Linked DNA regions of Mus musculus: region 1 is linked to region 2. Evidence: chromatin loops called from intact Hi-C (ENCODE). Cell type or tissue: left cerebral cortex. All regions are shown on one strand. Each heading gives the region's core, and the rest is flanking DNA. Links, peaks and the distances in the headings are about the cores only. Region 1 has its middle 11 kb from the start of Smndc1. Region 2 holds the start of Gm30943 (a long non-coding RNA gene).

Region 1 (10,137 bases), core at 2,159-7,158, 350 kb before region 2:
ACATGCCCCCACTCATATGAGTAAAGAAACATCTTTAAAAAAAAAAAAGAAGTTGTGAGAGACACCCCCCTTCCATCATGTTTTCCTGGGGTTAAAGTTAAAAAAGAATGCAACCGAGCCAGGAAGCTGTGTGTGTTGTGAGTGCCTGGTGGTCTTTAGGTTGGTTCATAGGAAGCCATGTTCATTTGCCATCTTTCCTCGTGACTTATAAAATAACCAGGGTCAAGTCACTTTCCTTCTGTGTGTCACACATGGTAGAAGAATATGAAAATGTCACATTCCCCTGTACTCTCATCTAATAAGTTGATGTAAATCAACTAACTGCCCTTAGCAGTCTATAAGCAACAGATGCAACAGCTATGGATGGACTTTTGTTGTTTCTGATGTTAGTGATGATCTATTTTTTTCTTTTGTGTATTGTTCTTGGATAGCTCTATTGTTATTTTAAATATTACTATCATGTAATAAATTCTATTTGAAGACATTATAGGCTACAAAATGTAGTAATTTTCTTAAATTAATAAACCCTGATGGTGGGTTTACTACCTGCCTCAATGGTTTATGTTCCCAAATGAAAGGCACACACACACACACACACACACACACGCAGCCTTTTTTTTTTGGTTTTTTTTGAGACAGGGTTTCTCCGTATAGCCCTGGCTGTCCTGGAACTCACTTTGTAGACCAGGCTGGCCTCAAACTCAGAAATCCGCCTGCCTCTGCCTCCCAAGTGCTGGGATTAAAGGCGTGCGTTACCACACCCAGCCTTTATATTTTAATATACTTTAAACAACACAGTAGCTGGGCTACAGCCTAACCTCCACTACCTCCCACTGATAATTCCGAGCTCCTTCACATGGGGGTTACGCCTCTCTGTTCTCCACTCTTCTCAGGCATGGTACACTCCCAGCATAGCTGATCTCCCTTCTCCTTCCTCCTCCTTCCCCCAGGCCCCATGCTGGGGAAGCCTAAAATCCCCTGTCTGTCCTCTGTTGGCTGGTGGCATGTTTATCAGAACCAACTGTAGGCAGGTTTCCAGAAGCTACATGCAAACATCTTAGGGGGGAACATAATTGGCATTAGAATACAAGCAGCTACAATAAAGCATTACAAATAATATATAATATTTTAACACAGTTTTATTATATAGACCAAGCTAGTCTTGAATATTTGGTCCTCGTCTCCCAAGTGCTAGGATTATAGGCATGGGCTACCACATATGACCACCCGGATCTCTATTTTATTATCAAAGACACACACGTCGCCATTCTCAGCTACTAGAGCACAGCACACAGATGGAGTCTTTAATCCTAGCATAGAGTCCTCCTCTCCCTAGTAGAGCACGTCAGCAGAGAGAAGGTAGCTTCAACGAGCCTGTATTTCCTCAGTCATGTTTCCTCGCTACCACCCCTAAGATTGTGATTCTTAAGTTTATAGAAAGCTTTTTTGTCTTCCCTAATGGATCCAGTCCATAGACAATTACTCATCCCTACACCCATCTCTTTCCTCGGAGTTTCTAGAACAGCACAACATGGCTTTTGTTATTCCTCTGCTAGTAAGTTCCAGTAAGGCAGAATTTCACACATGAAATCCTATCTCATCCCTCCCTCCCCCACCTCTCACTGACCCCATCTGCTCCCAGGTGTAGGCATCTGATGTGAAAGGGGAACTCTGGCTGTGGCTGACACATTTGTTCTTCCTTTTGCTTTACACAAAGAAGGGTGGCCACTGTACAGAGAGTTTCGGTAGCTGTTCTTCCCCTCTGGCACGAATCTAAAGTTGAGCAGATTCATCCTAGAAAATCCGGAAAAGATATGATTCTGTTTTGAATGCCCCCACCAAAACTTACGTTGAAGTTTAATTTCCATTGGAAGTTGTAAAGAATTGGACAAGATCAACCTTAGTAGGTGGTGATTAGGCCTTGAGGTTTCTACCTTCATGAACTAATGAAGTTATAAATTATCGCTCCACTTGGTCTGTAGAAGCCAGTTTGACCCTCTCTGCTGGACGGGCCCTTCTCATTACATGATGTCCTGTTTCACGTCAGGATTCTGCAAAGTCCCATCAACAAGAAGACCAGCACCTGACTCAGGCCCTTGAAATTGAACTTCCGTACCCTCCAGAATCACAAACTTAATGAACTGTCAACCTTTGTAAACTACCCAGACTATATTAATGAGTTAAGTAGCAGCAAAAAACCAGACTGAGATAATGACTACATTGAACTCTCATTAACATGTACAACTGGAGATGTCAATAAAAAGTTCTTAAAGAGGGTGGGTACAATGGTTCAGTACATACATGTGCCTAACATGTTTAAGAAGAAAAGAGCCCAGCAGTGGTGCCACCTGCCTTTAATCCCAGCACTTGGGAGGCAGAGACAGAGACAGGCAGATCTCTGTGAGTTTGAGGGTAGCCTGGTCTACAAAACGAATTCTAGGACAGCCAGGGCTACACAAAGAAGCCCTGTCTCAAGGAAAAGAAGAAGAAGGAGGAGGAGGAGGAGGAGGAGGAGGAGGAGGAGGAGGAGGAGGAAGAAGAAGAAGAAGAAGAAGAAGAAGAAGAAGAAGAAGAAGAAGAAGAAGAGAAGAAGAAAAAGAAGAAGAAGAAGAAGAAGAAGAAGAAGAAGAAGAAGAAGAAGAAGAAGAAGAAGAAAAGAAGAAGAAGAAGAAGAAGAAGAAGAAGAAGAAATATTTCACTGAAATTCTCATTGTTATTTACCTAAAACAAGTGAGTTCTAAATAAGGCCATTTCCCTAGATTGTAGAAAAAGACACCTTCCAGCAGATACTCCCCTGCCAGAGGCATGCCGTATGTATTACGTTGGAAACCCTGTCTCTTCTCCAGGGCTTGTGACTTGGAGGACAGTAGGTTCCTGTTGATCCAGAGCTGGTCTAAAGGACATAGACAGTATCAGCCATATGTAGCAGCCCTGACCGTGCATGAAACAGAAGGCTGAGCCTTCTTCTTCATTGCCGCTCAGAGTCAAAGACTGAGCTCTTCCTGTGAGATTACCACTTCCACTCTTGCCTCTCCTTAGTCTATTCTCTCGGCTTCAGCCAGCCTTTCCTTCAGCCTCTGACCCTGTGTCTCTGTTGACTGCTTGTGTCATATCCTGCTGTGGTCTGGTTTCTTCTGCAACATCACCAAAATAAATATCATACCCAAAGTCACCAACCAAATCACTAACTCTCCAGGGCCACTATAGTTTCTTCCTCAGCCCGTCTTCTGAATATTTTACATCTTCCCTATGGATTGTGGTGTCTGTGACATTAATTTTCCCTAGACCTTTGGTTGTGTGGCTTCTGTCCATATTATAAGATCTTGTTCCTTCCCCAACAGGATCTCTCTCTCTCTGTCTCCATCTCTATCTCTGTCTCTGTCTCTCTCTCTCTGTGTCTCTCTGTCTCTGTCTCTGTCTCTCTCTTCAACTCCATTCCCCTTCGTCTTAGACAAGATCTCACTATGTATCCATAGCCTGGAACTTGCTATCTAGACCAGGGTGGCCTAGCCTTGGTGATGCTGACAATAAGGGTGTGCACCACTACGTCCAGCTCTTCTCCCTCTTCATTCAAGTAACTTCGATGATCATTTAATTTAAAAGATATTTATTGCACACCTGCTCCAAGCTCTGTTCTCTTCTCAGGACTGGGGTACAGCACTGAAAAGGCCACATCTCAGAGAGCTTACGCTTTGGGGGGGGGGGGGGAGAAATGGAAGCAGACCTGTAATTGATCGCAAATCAATGTGATAGAGAAAGGCGAGGGTAAACAGGGAGGTTGTGGAGAAGGAGACAATGGATTATATTCATTTTATAGCAAACAGTCATGGAAGAAATCATCTAAAAAAAACAACTGAGGGTGAAACCTGGGTAAGAATTATGGGCCATGTGAAGGGCCAACTGTGCAGAAGGGCCAGCCAGGAGCAGAGCTGGGAGGTACAACTGCTGGTTTCTGATATGCCACGTTAGAAAGGCCTGTGTGCAAATGGAAATGTCAAGACACATGAAGAAGATGATTGACAGGCATACATAGGTAGATATAGTTATAGACAGTCAGACAGACAAACAGACAGACACCTGAAGAAGAGCAGGTTTGCTGGAAGCGGGGAGTAGGGGAGAGACAATCCGAGGATCAGCCCAATCCTGGCTTATTAAGCATATGGAGACCCCTAGAGGCCAATTAGAAATATGAAGTATGTACTTGAATTTATTCAACAAATATTTATTGGGAACCCGGAGTCACATGTTTGTTAACAGCAGAGTGACCCATATTGGTTTAACTCGTCACCGATGACACTGATGAACTCTGGGAGAAAACAATCCAAAGAAACCCAAGAATAAGCCGACAAGACACAGTGAGTTGACGCTTGAGGTGAAAGGTCGAATCAGGTCTGGAGCAAAAATAGCTGCTGAGGTCTGGGCAGGCAGACAGGTAGACAGGCAAGCAGATGAATAGCCACATCAGCAGCAGGAGACGGAGCTGAGCCAAAGCTTCGGAAACAGATGGGGAGTCATTGGTCCTTGAGGCACACACCAGGTATATTATAGGTTGGTGTGGAATCGGCCACTGCAGGGTTAAGCGTCTCTCTGTCACTTGGCGGGGGCCCAGGTGAGAGAGTTACATCCTTTCCTCAGTCTGTTGTGTCCGTTAAGTTTCCTAATATGATTTTAGATGCTCACGGTGTGCTTATGAGTCAGTTCATCTGGTGACTTCCTTTCTCTTCCCAGGAACGAGCTTTCCAGAATCCAGTAGAGTGTAACAGAAAAACTGTAGTCTATATGTTAGTCATTGCGAAGATTGTAGCGATCACAATCCCAAATCACTGGACAGTCACAGACAGAAAACTGCACCACAGACATGGCCGAGAGAAAGGGAAACCAATGGAGACTGACTTTAGATGACACACAAGTTGAAGTCAGAATGGTCTTAAAATGACTACAGCAACTCTACTCAAGAGCACAAACAAATTATATTCGTGACTGAACAAGGGGAGCGTAGCAGATGCTCAGAAACTTTTTTTATTAAGTCGCAGGGTGAGACAATACGTTTTTTTAAAGTTTAGTTTGATTTGATGTGCTATGGTGTTTTGCCCGCATATATATCAGTGTGAGGGTGTCAGGTCTTGGCGTTACAGACAGTTATGAGCTGCCATGTGGGCGTTGGGAATAGAACCCCGGTCCTATGGAAGAGCATTCAGTGCTCTTAACCACTGAGCCATCTCTCCAGCCGGAAGACCAGAGATGAAGAAAGAGAAGAAGAGGAGGAAGAGGAGGAGGAGAAAGAAACAAAACTAAGCTTGAAAAGTGTTTCCTCACTTTTCTCAGCTCAAGTGACGGACCATTCCTCTCTGTACCTTTAAGTTCTTTATGTTTGAGATTATAATTACAATATTTATGCCTCCCCTCCCTCCAGACATCCCCATACGTGTACCCTGCCAGCTCTCCTTCAAGTTCTTGGCCTCCTGTGATCACATAACCCTGTACATTTTATAGCATTTTCTGTTAAATGGTGTCCATGCCTATAATGTAGGCCCTGGGTCCTTGCTTCTAATTTTACTGCTTAAGCATCAGAAGTAAGGATACCAACTTGAAGACCTTCCAAGAAGACTGAGGTTGGTGAGTGAAACAGTTGGTGAATTTGAAAAACTCATCAAGGGAGGCTGGAGAGATGGCTCAGTGGTTAAGAGCACTGACTGCTCTTCCAGAGGTCCTGAGTTCAAATCTCAGCAAGCTGCACAGCGACTCACAACCAGCCATAACAAGATTGTTTGCCCTCTCTGGCTTGCAGGCATGCATGCAGACAGAGCACTCGCATATATAAAATGCATAAATCATAAATAAATGTAGCTTTGAAAACATATCAATGATCAGAACTGAAGATAGAAGAGAGTTTGACTTAAAAAAAAAAAAAGATAGAGCTTCCCTGGCCTTTCGATAAGTATTTTATTTGTTTTAAGATTTATTTACTTATTTTAGAGTGCTCTACCTGCACATACACCTGCATGCCAGAAGAGGGTATTGGATCCCATTACAGATGGTTTCGAGCCACCATGTGGTTGCTGGGAATTGAACTCAGGACCTCTGGAAAAGCAACCAGTGCTCTTAACAGCTGAGCCATCTCACCAGCCCAAGTAGCAAAATCTTAAACATGTGTTAGTTGCAAGCCACAATGAAGAGAAAATAATAGGTCTTCGGGGTTGTTTGTTTGTTTATAAACGATAAAACCTGAAAAATTTCCCAACTTGGTGAAAGGCACAGAGTTAGACTCTGGAATCTTGGTAAATGCTAAGCAGAACAAACACATTGGAAACTCTACCTGGACACATTTTGCTCAAACTATGGAAAACAAAAAAAGCTGAACACCTTTGAGCCCTTAATGGAATCGGAGCTGGGGGCAACTTGGGAGTAGAGCACTTGCCTAGCTTCTGTGGGGTCCTAGATTCAACAACCTTCAAAGTTATGGGGGGAGGGGAAAAAAAGAACAAATTGTCCTCCCTCCCCCCCCCAGCCCCCCTGCCTTTTTGTATGACGTTTCTCAGCGAGGGTGGCACCTCCCACAGCCTCCTGTTGGGGGCGCCTGGAACACCCCTGGCCTCATCCTTGTTGCCGTTCTTCCTCAGTGGATCCCAGCACAGTGACAGAGCCCCTCCATCTTTCCTTTAAGAGATGCTGTGAAATTCACCCCCTTATTATCTGTGGCTTGGGAGGCCCCTAATTTGTCCCCCTGTTCTCTCCTCCCACTGTCAGAATGGTTATTTTAAGCTCCAGTTCTGAACGTGTCACGTTTTAACCTCGGTCAGTGGTCCCCTGTCCCCATCCCCGACAGCGTTCTTCACTCAGCCCACTTGGTTGCTTTGGAATGAGCTGAAGTGGCGCCCTCTAGGGATTTGCTGATGTTGATCAGTTTTGGGATTTTGTTTGTTTGTTTGTTTATTCTCTTATTTTCCTGACTAACTTGCACTCCTCTCTCAACCCTCATTTGAAGAGTCATAAGAATCATGTCATTTTGGGAATATTCTTGACGTGTCACCCAGAACTAACTGGTTGTCCTCCCTGCCCCTCTGTGACACTGACACACATACTCGCTCACTCGTGTTTGTGTCACCTGTTCTGTTCTCCTCTCCCCACCGATTGTCCTTTAGAGTCAGGCCACGTTCATCTGCAGGACTTCCAAACATGGCAAAAAGAAGGTGATGGAGTCTGTTGGGTACCTGAGTGGGACAGAGCTGGAACCGACGGCCCATAGGGAGCCTATCTAATAGTTCTTAGGCACTAAGTTCTGCTATAAGAATCCTTCCCAGATAAAATTATCCAGGTGAGAACATGAGAAAGAACCTGGACCCGCAACCTAAAGAGAGGAGCCTTGCCGAGTGCTTGAGAATTTCTTTAGGTTTTTTTTCCCTTTCTTCGTCTCTGTTCTCCCAGATTACAGCCATCCCATCCAGAGGTTTCTCTTGACTCTTTCTCTTTGTTTCAGACGCTAATTACCACCCTGGAACTCTCTGCAGTTTTCTTTTGACTATCTCAGAGTTCTTACTTCAGAGATAACAGGAACAAGGATCTTGAAGGCCGGGAGAGGCACCATTTCTCTAGAGTAGTGGTTTTCAACCTTCCTCACGCTGAGACCCTTTAACACAGTTCCTCAATGTCCTGGGTGTTCCCCAACCGTAAAGTTGCTTTCATTGCTACTTTATAACTGTAATTTTCTACTGTTATGAACTGTAAAGTAAAATCTGTGTTTTCTGATAGTCTTAGGCAACTCCTGTGAAAGGGCCATCTGACCCCCCCTCCCAAGGGGTCGTGACCCACAAGTTGAGAAATGCTACTCTAGAATCCACCCCATGCCACACATGGCATGTCTGCTGTCAACTCTTCTCTTGCTTAGCTGCAGGCAGACCCCTTCATGGTTCACTAACCTGCAATTTGTTAGCAGCAGCAATAGCATCAACAAAGCTAAGCCAAAGAAGCAGGTCAGTTGCCAAGGACAGTGAGTCATGGTGGAGCTCAAAAAATCAATATCTGCTCACATATTTCTATGAATGGGGTACATCAATCAAAGTGAGTGGGTGACATTTGTGCCAGCCTGGCTGAGCCAGGACAGGATGAATCACTTTCTGTGTTATCAGCAAAGCTTGTCCCTGCCTGGTGAGCTCACTCACCGAAAGAATCTTTGATCTGAGTCTGAACTGACAGAATCCAAAAAAAAAAAAAAACCGGAATCCAATAGCCAACTGGTATACCAACTTCCCGTACCCTCGGGCTGTTCCCAGTATCCTTCCAAATCACTTCTGTAGCCTTCTGGTTTTGACTCTTTACCTTCGTTGGCTTTGAGGAAGAATAGCCAGGCCGTCTTATCTGAGAAGATGATTGGGTGGCATGCAGGGGTGACCTCACAGGGTTTTTCCATTCCGTGGACGGGATTTTAGAAACACGGGTGTGTGAAAGCCCCGGTGTTGGCTTTTAAAATCCCCTTGTGCTCAAAGGGGAAGCTTTAGCGAACAGTGCGGCAAAGCACCGGGAATCTTAGAGAATGGCTGATTCACTCGAGGGCTCTGGAAATGAACCTCAGTCTCTCTAGTTGCCGGTTCAAGATGAGCCAACTTCCCTTTCCTACAAACGAATATGCCAGCGAGCCAGAGATCAGCTCGTCCTCTGACAAAGATGACACGCGAATGTAACAAATGTTCCATCTCGTCCCTCCCTGTTCATGCTGTGCCCTTCTGGCTACGCTGCTGCCAGGGCTGTCTTCTGAAGTCTTACTCATCTTCCGAGGCCCCCCGCTGTCTCCCAAGCTCCTTCCCCCATATTTGCCCAGCGGGGAGCTTTTCCTCTGAACTCCTCGGACATCTGTCAGAATGTCTTCATTGGCATTTCCTATAGCTCTTCCAGGACCTTGCCAGCTCTCATTTGCATACCCATTCGTTGTGCATTAGCTGACAGCTATGTGTGCAGTGCTGGCTGGGCAGCCGAGTCTGCAGTGCAGCTCTTCATGCATACAAACGTCCAGGGGATCGTCACCCTGGAGAAACGCTTCAACCACTGTGTTGGTGAATTGCACTACCCACTGGGAGGAGAACCATTGCTTTGCCATCACTGAAGGACCAAATGAGCTAACGTACAGACATACCAAACAAAACGAACCTGGGTCTTAAATGGTGGGTTGAGCAAAAACCTGAGCTGTCTGAATTTGGCTGGTTTTTTTATAGGTAACAATGCCTAGTTGATTAAGCTAGTCCGTTACTTGTAGCCAAAGTATTCTTCTGGCTACCTTGTCTCTTATTCCTCTTATTTCAGGTGTCACCAGACAATGTTCTGCTTAGGAAAGACATTAATTAATTAATTAATTAATTAATTAATGAAGTCATTCAGTGTGTTAATATGCTGAAGGCTGAGATTATGGTAGTGAGGAAACAAAGTTCCTGTCCTCAGGGATTCTACGTTCTTGTGGGGATAAAACTTCCCTTGTAGGTCAGATTAGCAGCTCCTTTAGATAAACAAGCTTTATGTTTCTATAGTTACAAGTAGGTTCCACCAATCTGAGAGGTTGGACGAGAAACCCATGGGCCACAGGCTCACTGTTCAGGAATTCACCTGACTCCCAAGATAACTTTCTGTAGTTACAGAAAGGAAGTGACAGCTGAGATCTTGAAGAAAACCTTGTTCCTTGAGTTTATGACTCAGAGGAAAAGCTACAGTGCTCCTGATCTGACATCTCAGCACCCCCCCACCCCCCACCCCCACCACCCCCCCTCGACCTAAGACAGGGAACTATGGAACAGGGCCCCAGCCACAAAGTGAAAGAGTTAGTTAGGAAAACTTTGTCTTTTTACTTCCTTCTAGTTTAGTGTTTTGAGACAGGGCCATGTGGAACTAGTTGGCCTTTCGCTCATTATGTAGCCATGGCTGGTCTTGAACTCCCAATTATCTTGCTTCTGTTTCTAACCGGCTTAGGCTACTAAGACTCTCATACACAGTTCGATTTAGTAAATGAGTGATATTGGGAAACTAACGGCCTACACAATGTTGAGTGTTGGTATTCTGTCTGGACTCCACCCCCATAGTTACCTGGCAACAACCAGGTATGCTCCTCCCCACAGTTATTTGGCAACTGGTAGCTTTGGCCCACTATAAAAGGGG
Region 2 (10,137 bases), core at 3,307-8,306:
ATTCCCAGCACCCCACAGAGCTCATAAATGTCCCACAGGGTGTGATGCTCTCTTCCAGCCGCCTCAGGCAACAGGAATGTATGAGATACAGATAACACACACACACACACACACACACACACACACACACACACACACACACTTAAATTCAGTGTTTTAGAAAAGAACCTGACCACTTCTTAGCAGTCTCTCTTCCACCCCATCCCAGCAGCCCGAGTGCCCTTTAAATCCGGGTCCAGCCAAATCTGTCCTCTACTCAGAACCCACCAGATCCAGAGGTGTGGTCACAGCCTGTGAGCCCCATGGCCTCCTCCTCCTCCTCTTCCTTTACTTCCTTTCTCTTCCCACTGGGTACCCGGGTACCCGCTCTTTCTCAAGAACATGGTTGGGGGGGTTGCTGCTGTCTGGGGTGCCCTTCTCCTCAAAGGAGCTTCATATAGCCCTCTGACCCGCCCTCATGCAGAGGTCTTCTCTAGCCCTGGGTCCCTGGGTCATCCTTCTTAGTTTCCCTCAGCCTCTGTTCTCTTTTTCCTCTTCAGTTTTTCTCTGACACACCCTTTTTTCTTTTTGTCTTCCTAAACTGAGATGTGACTTGAATGGAAAAACTAAAGCGCCCTCTTTGATCGCTGCTGAAGAGCCTCCAGCACACACAGCAATGTCCAACACACAGAAGCCCCTGGCCCATGTGTGAAGGAATACGCAAGTGCCGACCCTGGGTTTTTTTGATATGGACCCAGCTTGCCATTGAAATCTCTGTGACTTTTCTGTGGGTCCGCTACAGAGTGGGTGATTTGAGTGTCTGTTTTCCATACTGTTCCTTTCTGGGGCCCAGATAGAGTCCGCCCAGGCATTACCACGCCAGCTGTAAATCAGCACTGCTCAGACTGTGCCTTGTCACATGACCAAAGGGCCTCAGGGAGCTCTTCAGCAGCTTCTTAATGGGTGTCATCTTGGAAAACAACCTGCGGCTTGTGACTTCAGTTTTGCTTGGGAAAGCGTCTCCCCACTTCTCAAGAAACGTCTTAATGACGCCTGGCACGCTGACATCCACAGGCTCATTTCACCACGCTGTAAAATGGAGCCCTAAAAATAGGCAGGGTGGCAGGTGAAGGCGATTTATTACGGAGCTTCCTCTTCACTTTACCTACAGCCCAGAGCACAGAGCATTCATGAGGAAGTGACTTCCAGTCCTCAGGTGCTGGAAGGAGGAAGACTGGCATGTGTGGGGCTTTATCTTTCCTTCTGCTTGGGGGATACTTACTCCTTGGGCACCTGCCCTCCCCCCTTGGGCACCTGCCCTCCCCCCTTGGGCACCTGTCCTCCTCCCTTGGGCACCTGCCCTCCCCCACTTGGGCACCTGCCCTCCCCAACTTGGGCACCTGCCCTCCCCTCTTGGACATCTGCCTTCCCCCGACCTCTGACCCTCATCTTTTCTCTGAATTTTACTTTTTTTTTTTTTTTTTTTGCATGTGTGAGGGATATAATTGAGAATAGCTAAGTTGCTTGTATAACTTTCTTTCAGTGACATCATCACCACTGTGGAGATTTTCACCAGTGTCTGCTTATGGCTGTCAAGTGAGACGCTGTGACCTGATTAATGTATTTCCGGCATAAGGACGGGCGTTTTGTAAATTAGTGGCGATATGTTTGGAACAGTTTTAGGTCTGTAGCAAAATCAAGCTGGAAGGATGCAGATTTTTCCATATCCCCCACTGCCCTGGTTAATCCCTACAGAGGATGAACCTACAGCCACATTTATTTATCACCAGTATCCGCAGTTGGCGGTGTTCATTCTGTGAGCTTGACAAATGCATAGTGCTGCGTATCCACCATTATAGCACCACCCAAGGAACTCCAGTGTTCTAAGGTGAATTTAGTCTTAAGAATACCGTTATTTTTATGTGTAGGAGTGTTTTGTCTGTCTGTGTGTCTGTGCACCACGTGCGTGTGGTGCCCATTGAGGCCAGAAGAGGGAGATAGAGCCTCTGGGACTGGGGTGGCGAATGGTTGTAAGCCACCATTTAGGTCCTGGGTATCAAACAAGGGTCCTCTGTGGGAGGAGGGGTCATGTGAGGCGGGGACTCAGGGGAGGCTGTGAACAGGATGTAAAGAGAATAAATAAACTAATGGAAAAATTAATTATTTAATAGATTCAAGATAAATGCTCATTTCAATTAAAATAAAAAGATTTAAAAAGGTGTGTGTGGGTCCTCTGGAAGAGCAGCCAGCACTCTTAGGCACTGAGCTAGGGCCCAAAACACTGCAAAACAAAGCACATGTGATTGTTCTTTCTTCAATATGTTTTAACACTACATATAAGCTAATGTTGATTTTCTCTACCATGTGCAGTCTTGGAAGTTAATTAGTTTAAAACTTTCTTGTGTCTTTCCATTGCATCCCCGGTAACCCTGAAGCAGTAGTGCTAACGATGACTCTAGTACTAATGACAAAGGGGCGTTAGGAGCAGGCACGCTCTGGGCCATGTCACCAGCTCACAGAAACCCAGAAAAGCAGCGCATGGGTACCGTGTTGTTATGACCACCTTCACTGGGCTGTTGGTCATACACCATTAACCTTTTAAGATCCTTTTTAAGTTTTAAATTAACCTTTTTTTTTGAGATTATAATTAAGTAATTTCTCCTTTCCTCCCCTCCAAACCCTCGGTTTACCCCCACGGCTTCTTTAATTTTTGCGATTATATGCACACAGCCTGCTCAGCTCCTGTGTTTCTTGTGTGTATGTAACTTCAGGGCTGACCATCAGGTCCTAAAACACCATACACTCTGGACCCAGGGTCCAGAGGACCTGAGCTCCATCTACCCCAAAACCTCCCCTGAGGACTAGCTTTTGTGGTACCAGAAGGCACCACGCAAGCTTCCAAAGGAGTTTGTTTCCCTTTCTGAAGGTGGCAGACAGCACGTTGCTCAGTTCTTATGATCATGCTCAGCCCTGACTGAGTTTTGCTTTGACTGCAGGCCCCCCTGCCTTCCCAGGTCTACATAATACAAGTTCCGTTAATTTATACCCCGTATGTATGTGCCAGATTCTTCACAGACTCTACTGTACTAAGATAACTTTGCAGCGCCTGCCGACATTTTACCATGTGTGGGAGGAGCGAGTGCATGCGCATCACCCTCTCCCAAGGGTCTGTTGACAGTTATGGTTCCGGGAGGGTATCGTTTCCTTTACGGTTGTAGCCTCTGAGAACTCACTCATGATTCAGTAAAAAAATCTCTACCCATGCTCATACAAGCAGCAACCCTAATTAAATTCAGTGGGACACACACACACCACAAAACACACACACACACTCGTACTCCCCCACCACACCTAACATATACCACACATACACCCCACACACATACCACATACTACACACATACACTCTCTGTCTCTGTCTGTCTCACACACACACACATGCAGAATGGGGGCTTGCTGGGAAAAAGGAGGTATGTGGAAGGAAAGGGGGGTGAGAGAGTTCATAGGTGGACGAGGTTAAAAATGACCAAATTCATCACAAACATGTACGGGGGGAGGGGGGAGAAAAAGAAAGGAAGAAGAGGAGGAAGAAGAAGAGGAAAAGGAAGTAGTAAATTAAATAAGGGAAGGAAGAAAGAGAGGAAAAGGAGAAGGAAAAGGAGGAAGAGAAGAAGCAGCAGCCGTAGAAGAAGAAGAAGAGGAAGGAGAAAGGAGGAAGAAGAAAGAAGATGACTACGACCAAAAACAAAAACAAAAACAAAAACAAAAAACCCAAAAACTATAAAGACAAAACTGCTGTGGAAAAGGAGATTCGAGTTTCCACTTCTAGACCAAAGTTACACAGTGGGAGATGAAACCAGGTCTACTGACTTCTTATCAACAACCCGGGAAAACAGACCAACGAATTTCATTTGCTGCTGTCTCTGGGTCAGTGGTCAAACCCTGGGGCTAGGGCTTCAGATGAGTGATAGTTCCCGAATCACTGTCCAGCCTAACGCGGAAAGACCTGCTCTAACAGGCTGCAGCTGCTCCGGGTGAAGCTGCCAAGGGCTGGAAACTGTAAGCAAAAAGCCCTCGTGGAGGAATTGTCTCTTCCTGGTTGAAGAGGGAGCTGCAGCTGCCTGCAGAGGCCTCGCCTTTAAAACCTGAGCGTCTTCAAGCGCGAGGGCTCACCGCCTTGTGGATCTGTTCCGTTTCTGAGGAATCCTAACACACTAAATCACTTTAGGATTGCGAGTGGAGAGAAAGGGGTTGGGCCTCAAACTGCTCGCTGTCCTATGGAACTGTTGGCTTCTGAGACCAGAACTGCCACTCAAAACTGCCCAGCGATGCCCCTGCAGCCTTGGGTGTGCTGGGTCACATTGTCTCGCCAGCAGGCTGGCACCTCCAGACTCACAGAGGGTACATTCTTTCTTTGTAGCCAAAGCAGATATTTTTGCTTCGTGTGAATCATCTGAGGAGTGAGAATAGCAGGCAAAGAAGGCGGGATCATCATTATCACCGAGAAGGATTTGTCAAGCACCCACCGAAGTATACCACATTTCCCTAGGCAGCACCTGCAGCCTTGCCTGTGCGTGGCTGCACCCTTCCTGGGGAACATGACTTCTCAGACCCTGATGGTGTGCCTAGCATGTGTGTGTGGTTCCAGCATGAGGCCTAGTCTGCCCCAAAGAAGTTTAAATTCTGTGGGTAGGACTACTCGTGCGGACCACCAAGCAGGCTGGACTGTGATAAATGTTCCCGCTGACAACGCAGCAGTCCCCAAGTAAACTCGGGCTATCACCGCCTGTCTGTCCCAGCAGGCTAACCTCTCTGATTCCATGCAATTCCAGAAATCTTTCTAGTCAACAATACCATGAATTTGCCAGGTCTAAACAGGTCAGCGGCCCTAAAGTGTTGGGTCAGAAATCTCTTTCAGATGCTGATAAAAGTTTTAGATTTATACCTCAGAATTCCTCTGGACTGTGTACCTATGTGATTTCACAGTGTCAATCCCTTGGTTTTTAAGAACATGCTGAAAACCAACTATCAATTTGTAATACTGTTTTCAGAGCTTATTTCCTGAAGGGTTAAAAAATATTTTTATCAATTCTATGAGAATTTCCTATAATATATTCTGATAATCACTCCTTCCCATACTCCTCCCAGATCCACCCCCTTTTCATACCCACACAACTTGATGTTGTCTCTCCCTCCCCTCACCCTTTGTCTCTCTCTTAGGTGGCCCTACCAGATGCCACACCCTTAAAGAAAACTGATTCTCCTCTCCCAGCGACAGCTTCTCAGCCTGAGGTGGAGCGAATTGCCTACCTCCCGCATCTGCTACATTTTGTCCATATAAATACATTGTTGCAATCCCTCTTCCTATGTGCAACTGCCCTGTTTGTCCAGCATCATTGCTGTCTCTGGCTCGTACACTCTTTCCTTTCCTCCTCCCTGAGGGTCCCTGAGCCTTAGAATAAGTGGGTTGGGATACCTGCAACCCTAAGGTAGCTGCTGTGACACAGACTTCCCATTTAAAGCTGAGCACTCCAGTCTTTCATTCCTTGGTGACCAATTGTGGGTTTTGTTAATCGTCATCTACTGCAAGAAGCAGCTTCTCTGAGGAGGGTTGAGAGAGGCGCTGGACTATGTTATCCAGCACCCACGTGAGCGCTCACAACTGTCTGTAACTCCAGTTCCAGGGCATCTGACGCCCTCTTCTGGTCTCCTTGGGCACTGCATGTACATGCCATCCATACATTCATGAAGGCAAAACACAATCGTACAAAAGAATATTACATTTCTCAGTTATTTCTGTATTAAGAACCCCTTTCTTTAGAAATATCCCGGTGTCCATCAGTTGATTAATAAGCACTAAGGCATGGTGTTGATGCGGCCATAGAAACGAATGAAGCCCTGTTGTTTGTGGAGGTTCAGATAAGCTTGGAGGACACGAGGTTAACTAGCCAGGCTCAGTGAGATGAGCTTTGCACAAGCTCTCTTGAGAGGTGGGAGCTAGAAAGCTGATCTCATAAAACGTGAAAGCAGAATTCTGGCCACTAGAGGTGCAGCAGAGATGAGAGAGACAAAAAGGGGCAGATAGCAGGTACCTAAAATCCAGCTAGATAGGAGGTAGGTTGTGATATTCTAGAGTGTATTAAGACGGCTACCTTTAACTAGAATTCACTGTGTATTTCAAAGCAACCACGAGAGCTTGATGTTTTCCAACTCAAAGAGATGATAAATAGTTGAAGTGTTAGAAAAACTGCTCAGACTTAATTGTTACAGTGTATACACACATAGAGATTTCACACTGTATCCTATACCTAGTGATCAGATGCCAATTTAAAGACTCATTTACTCCATGACCATTGTAGCCACACATTGTTTAGATCCAAGCTCTCTAAGAACAGAAAAGTCACCCAAAAAACAATGACCATGTTTTTCTTCTTGAGAAAATGAAAACAAAACAAAACAAAACAAAAACAAAAACAAAAAACCCAGTTGCATAAAAGTAGACTTTAAAAAGTTTTTAATATGGGCTGGAGTGATGGCTCAGCTGTTAAGAGCACTGACTGTTCTTCCAAAGGTCCTGAGTTCAATTCCCAGGAACCACACAGTGGCTCACAACCATCTGTAACAGGATCTGATGCCCTCTCTGGTGTGTCTGAAGACAGTGACTAGACAGTGTACTCATGCATAAAATAAATAAATCTTAAAAAAAGATTCTTAATATAAAGCAAGGCAGATAAACCTGTCCTGTTAAGCATGCTATCTTGCTTGGCCTTGTATTGAGGGGTTCAGAATCTACAGAGCTGGGTGCAGGGGAGGGGACAGTCTTAACTCTTCTACTCTTGTAAAACTAATTTAACGGCACAGCGCTGGGGTGGCGCATGCACGTGTGTGTGTGTGTGTGTGTGTGTGTGTGTGTGTGTGTGTGTGTGTGTAGGAGGCTGAGGACTTTGGCCGTGCCAGGTTTCCGGAGACGGGCGGCAGGATTGACAGCCACAGCTTGGTCCCTGTGCTAGGACGGAATCTGCTGTGTGTGCAGCCTCCTTCCTGCCCCACCCCACCCCCCATCCTGGCAGGTGCAGACAGACAGACACCCTGTTTTAAGGACAGATGTGTGTTGGCTGCCCTATCTGCTCCCTCTCTGCCCTTACCCCTGCCCCCATGAATCCTCCCCCTCTCCCCAGGGGCCTCTTGATGGAATGTCCTGTCCCAGGAGGCATTGCATCACTGCCATCCCGCCTCATGCTCTCCATGGCTGCTTCTGCTCTGACCAAGAAAGGGCTGAGGTTTGGGTTTCAGAACTGCTGTGAGGGAATCTGTGTTATGTGGCCTGTCTCAGGGCTAAAAATGCCACTTAACCCCATTGTACGTTCTCTCAGTTAAAGCACTAAGACTCCCCGTCCTCCCCTGCCTTGGCCAGCATGGAGCAGGGTCCTCTCCTCACCCTCTGTTACTCAGGGGAAGACTAAGATGGAGCAGGCAGATGGAGGCAGGACCACCGAGTACCCAGGTGAGTGTGAATGATGCTGCAGTCTGGGACCTAAGTCCTTTTCTCCTACCTGCTGGGTGCGAATAATGGCCAAGGGATGGCCTCTGCCACCACTCATAATCCTTGTCTGTGAGGTTTACATGAGGATCAAATGATATGAGGAGGGACTACAAAGTCAGGGGTCCCAAGATCACCTTCCCACCCAAACTGAGAGGTAAGAGTTCACAGAGCCTCACTCTGTAACTCACCAGTTAGACTTTCAGACCCTATCGGAGGAAACTGTTGTCTTCGAAACTGCAATCCGTCACAGTGAAAGGGAACAGCTTCAGCAGAGGCAAGGGACAGGATGCCAGGCCAAATTCTGGACAGTTCTGTGCATAAAGCTTGCAGCTGGCCTTTGTCGTGAACCCACATCAAGTGCTGATGTCTGGCTACTATGAGCGACCACATATATAGGGTGTTCCTGGCTCACATGGTTGGCGTCCCTGGCTCACATGGTTGGCGTCCCTGAGACTGAGTTTACTCTCCAGCCTCTCCCAGGTTCAAGGTGGCACTGTGTAGCTCATGGCTGTCCCGTAAAGCACAGCAGAATTCCTGCTGTGTCCCAGTGTGGGGCAATGCATAGGCTTAAAGATCACCTTTCAGAGCTAAAGAGGGCAAAGGCCAGGCCTGTCTTTGGGTGACATTAATTCTTTCCTGGATAGGGAGGGTGTCTCAGCCTAGGCCTGGTAGACTTCAGAGGACTTCTGAGCATGCTCAGTTTTATACTCTTGGGTCAAGGAGAGCTTTCCTTCTTTCTTCTCTTAAACTGTGTTATGAGCGTGTCAGTCTCTTGCCTATTTGAACCCGACAGCAGGATGTGCACCGCTTTAAACCTGTCGGGTTCACGTGTGCTTGTGAACCATGAGGAGGGCAGATGGGTGTCACCTTCCAAATTTACAGGTTACCCTGCAGGACACTTTCTAAGTCACCAAGTCTCAGGGCTGACTCTAGGGATAAGAGTGTGTTCCTGGATGTCTTTCTGTCAGCTGCAGGCCCGAGTGTCACTCTGTTGATGTGTCCAGCCATCTTTGAAATAGCTGGGCATGGTCTCTGGTGAGATCTGGTTCACCACCACATCCAGGCTGTGTGACTTGGGGCAGATTTCCCCTCTCCATTCACCTGTCAGTAGGATGACTATCAGAATGAAGTATACAAAGTACAGGCTCATAGCACCATGAGATGAGGGGTCTTACCCTACCAATGACACCCGTTCCCTAGGGTGATGCTACAACTCACCTCCACTAACTTCCCCAAGCACTTTATTATGTATTTAGGAAGACCAGAAAGAGGAGGAATCTTGAATATAGAGAGAATATTTGTGATATCACAAAAGTTTTTAAAGTAGCTGTCAGGTAATTAATTGTCTATACAGTTTACCCAGCTATCTGGGTTACTCTCCAAGACCCTTCCTGCAAGGACTCGCTCTCTCTAACTTCAGTTCCTGGCACTGGGTTTTTTTTTTTTCCCGGCCATTTCTGCCTCTCCTCTGCTCCCATCAAGTCCTAAAGACTCCTGCAGGACAGGGGGACAGACATCTGGGAATAGAGCAAAGATAAGTAGGAAGTAGAATGCATCTAGGAAGTGGGGTCCAGCCTGCAAAACTCACGAACTTCCCCTCATGACTCACTTAAAACAGCGCCATCTACAGGCTCCAAATATTTCTACACACAAGCCTGTGGGGGACATTTCACACTCAGGCCACTACAAAAGACAGCTAGGCTGCATGGAGTTGCTAACACATGAAGTCTAACCTTGCAGGTTACTTAAGGGTGGGCATTCTGAGGCAAAGTAGACACTTTCTTGACCTGAAAAGATGAAGCCAATCAAAAATGAGAAGTCTTTCTTCAGAGTTTAGAAGTCAGAGGATCTCACTGTAAACTATTGACCGTGGTGGACGTCAGAAACCTCAACAGCAACAAGACCAATTTCCCATAGGTGGGCCCAGGGAATTCAGAACATTCCCAGACAGCAGGCTGGGGTCTGCACGCAGTCATGAGATGCAGTTACTAACGTATCAGAAACACGCACAGAAACATGTCTTTAGTCTTAATAATATTTTCTTTATTAAAATTAAGTCTTTTCTCTGTTTGAGACAAGGCTCACTGGGTATCCCTGTTAGCCTTGAAGTCACTGTTTGGAGTAACCTCAAACTCACAGAGATCTACGTGATGAGATCAAAGGTGCGGCTGACCATGCACAGCTAAAAACCAATTTTGTAGGGCAAATTCCTGTTGGGAAGTCCAGTCCTGTCAAGACTCTGCCCCCTTCCTGTCTTACGTCCCTCTTAAGCTCTTCACTCCCTTATAAGTACAGCAAGATGGGGCACTGCAGGGTGCGGAAAGTGACACCTGTCACTGTGGATGCAACCATGTTTTCAGAAAATGGGTTTTACACAAAGAGAAAGATCTTCTTGGGACCTCTTTCCATCCTTGGAGAGCAGAGCATTTGGCGTGAGTGGCCCGTCTTCTCCTCGCTGCCTGTGAAATGTGTGCTGAGGAAGGTTATGAGGAGAAGCAGAGCGCAGAGCCGGGTGGTGGCCAGCAGGATGGCTCACGTGGCACCCGGACATCTAACCTGGCAGGACAAATGAACTCTGCACACAAAGAAGAGGCAAACGCAGTGATTTGTGGTTG

What was found. Peaks named below come from ENCODE experiments on the same cell type or tissue, not always from the same donor. Only the 100,000 strongest peaks of a DNase experiment are listed, where the experiment ranks them.
Region 1: a loop joins it to region 2, with 3 times the contacts of the local background. A loop is called at or near these places in 1 of 42 quality-filtered maps.

Annotation. Positions count from the first base shown.
Region 1 is chr19:53,396,368-53,406,504 of GRCm38, forward strand. No RefSeq gene overlaps it. Among named protein-coding and RNA genes, the nearest start is that of Smndc1, 11 kb to the left of the region's middle. In left cerebral cortex, for the core only: CTCF peaks have their summits at 4,176 (motif pointing left) and 6,869; a DNase peak (open chromatin) is centred at 4,592.
Region 2 is chr19:53,747,562-53,757,698 of GRCm38, forward strand. All of the region lies in intron 1 of Rbm20 (RNA binding motif protein 20), which reads left to right. Gm30943 (a long non-coding RNA gene) reads left to right here and starts at 6,683. Exons shown (of 2, transcript XR_386793.2): 1 at 6,683-7,483. In left cerebral cortex, for the core only: a CTCF peak has its summit at 5,688 (motif pointing left); a DNase peak (open chromatin) is centred at 4,431; H3K27ac peaks cover 214 bases.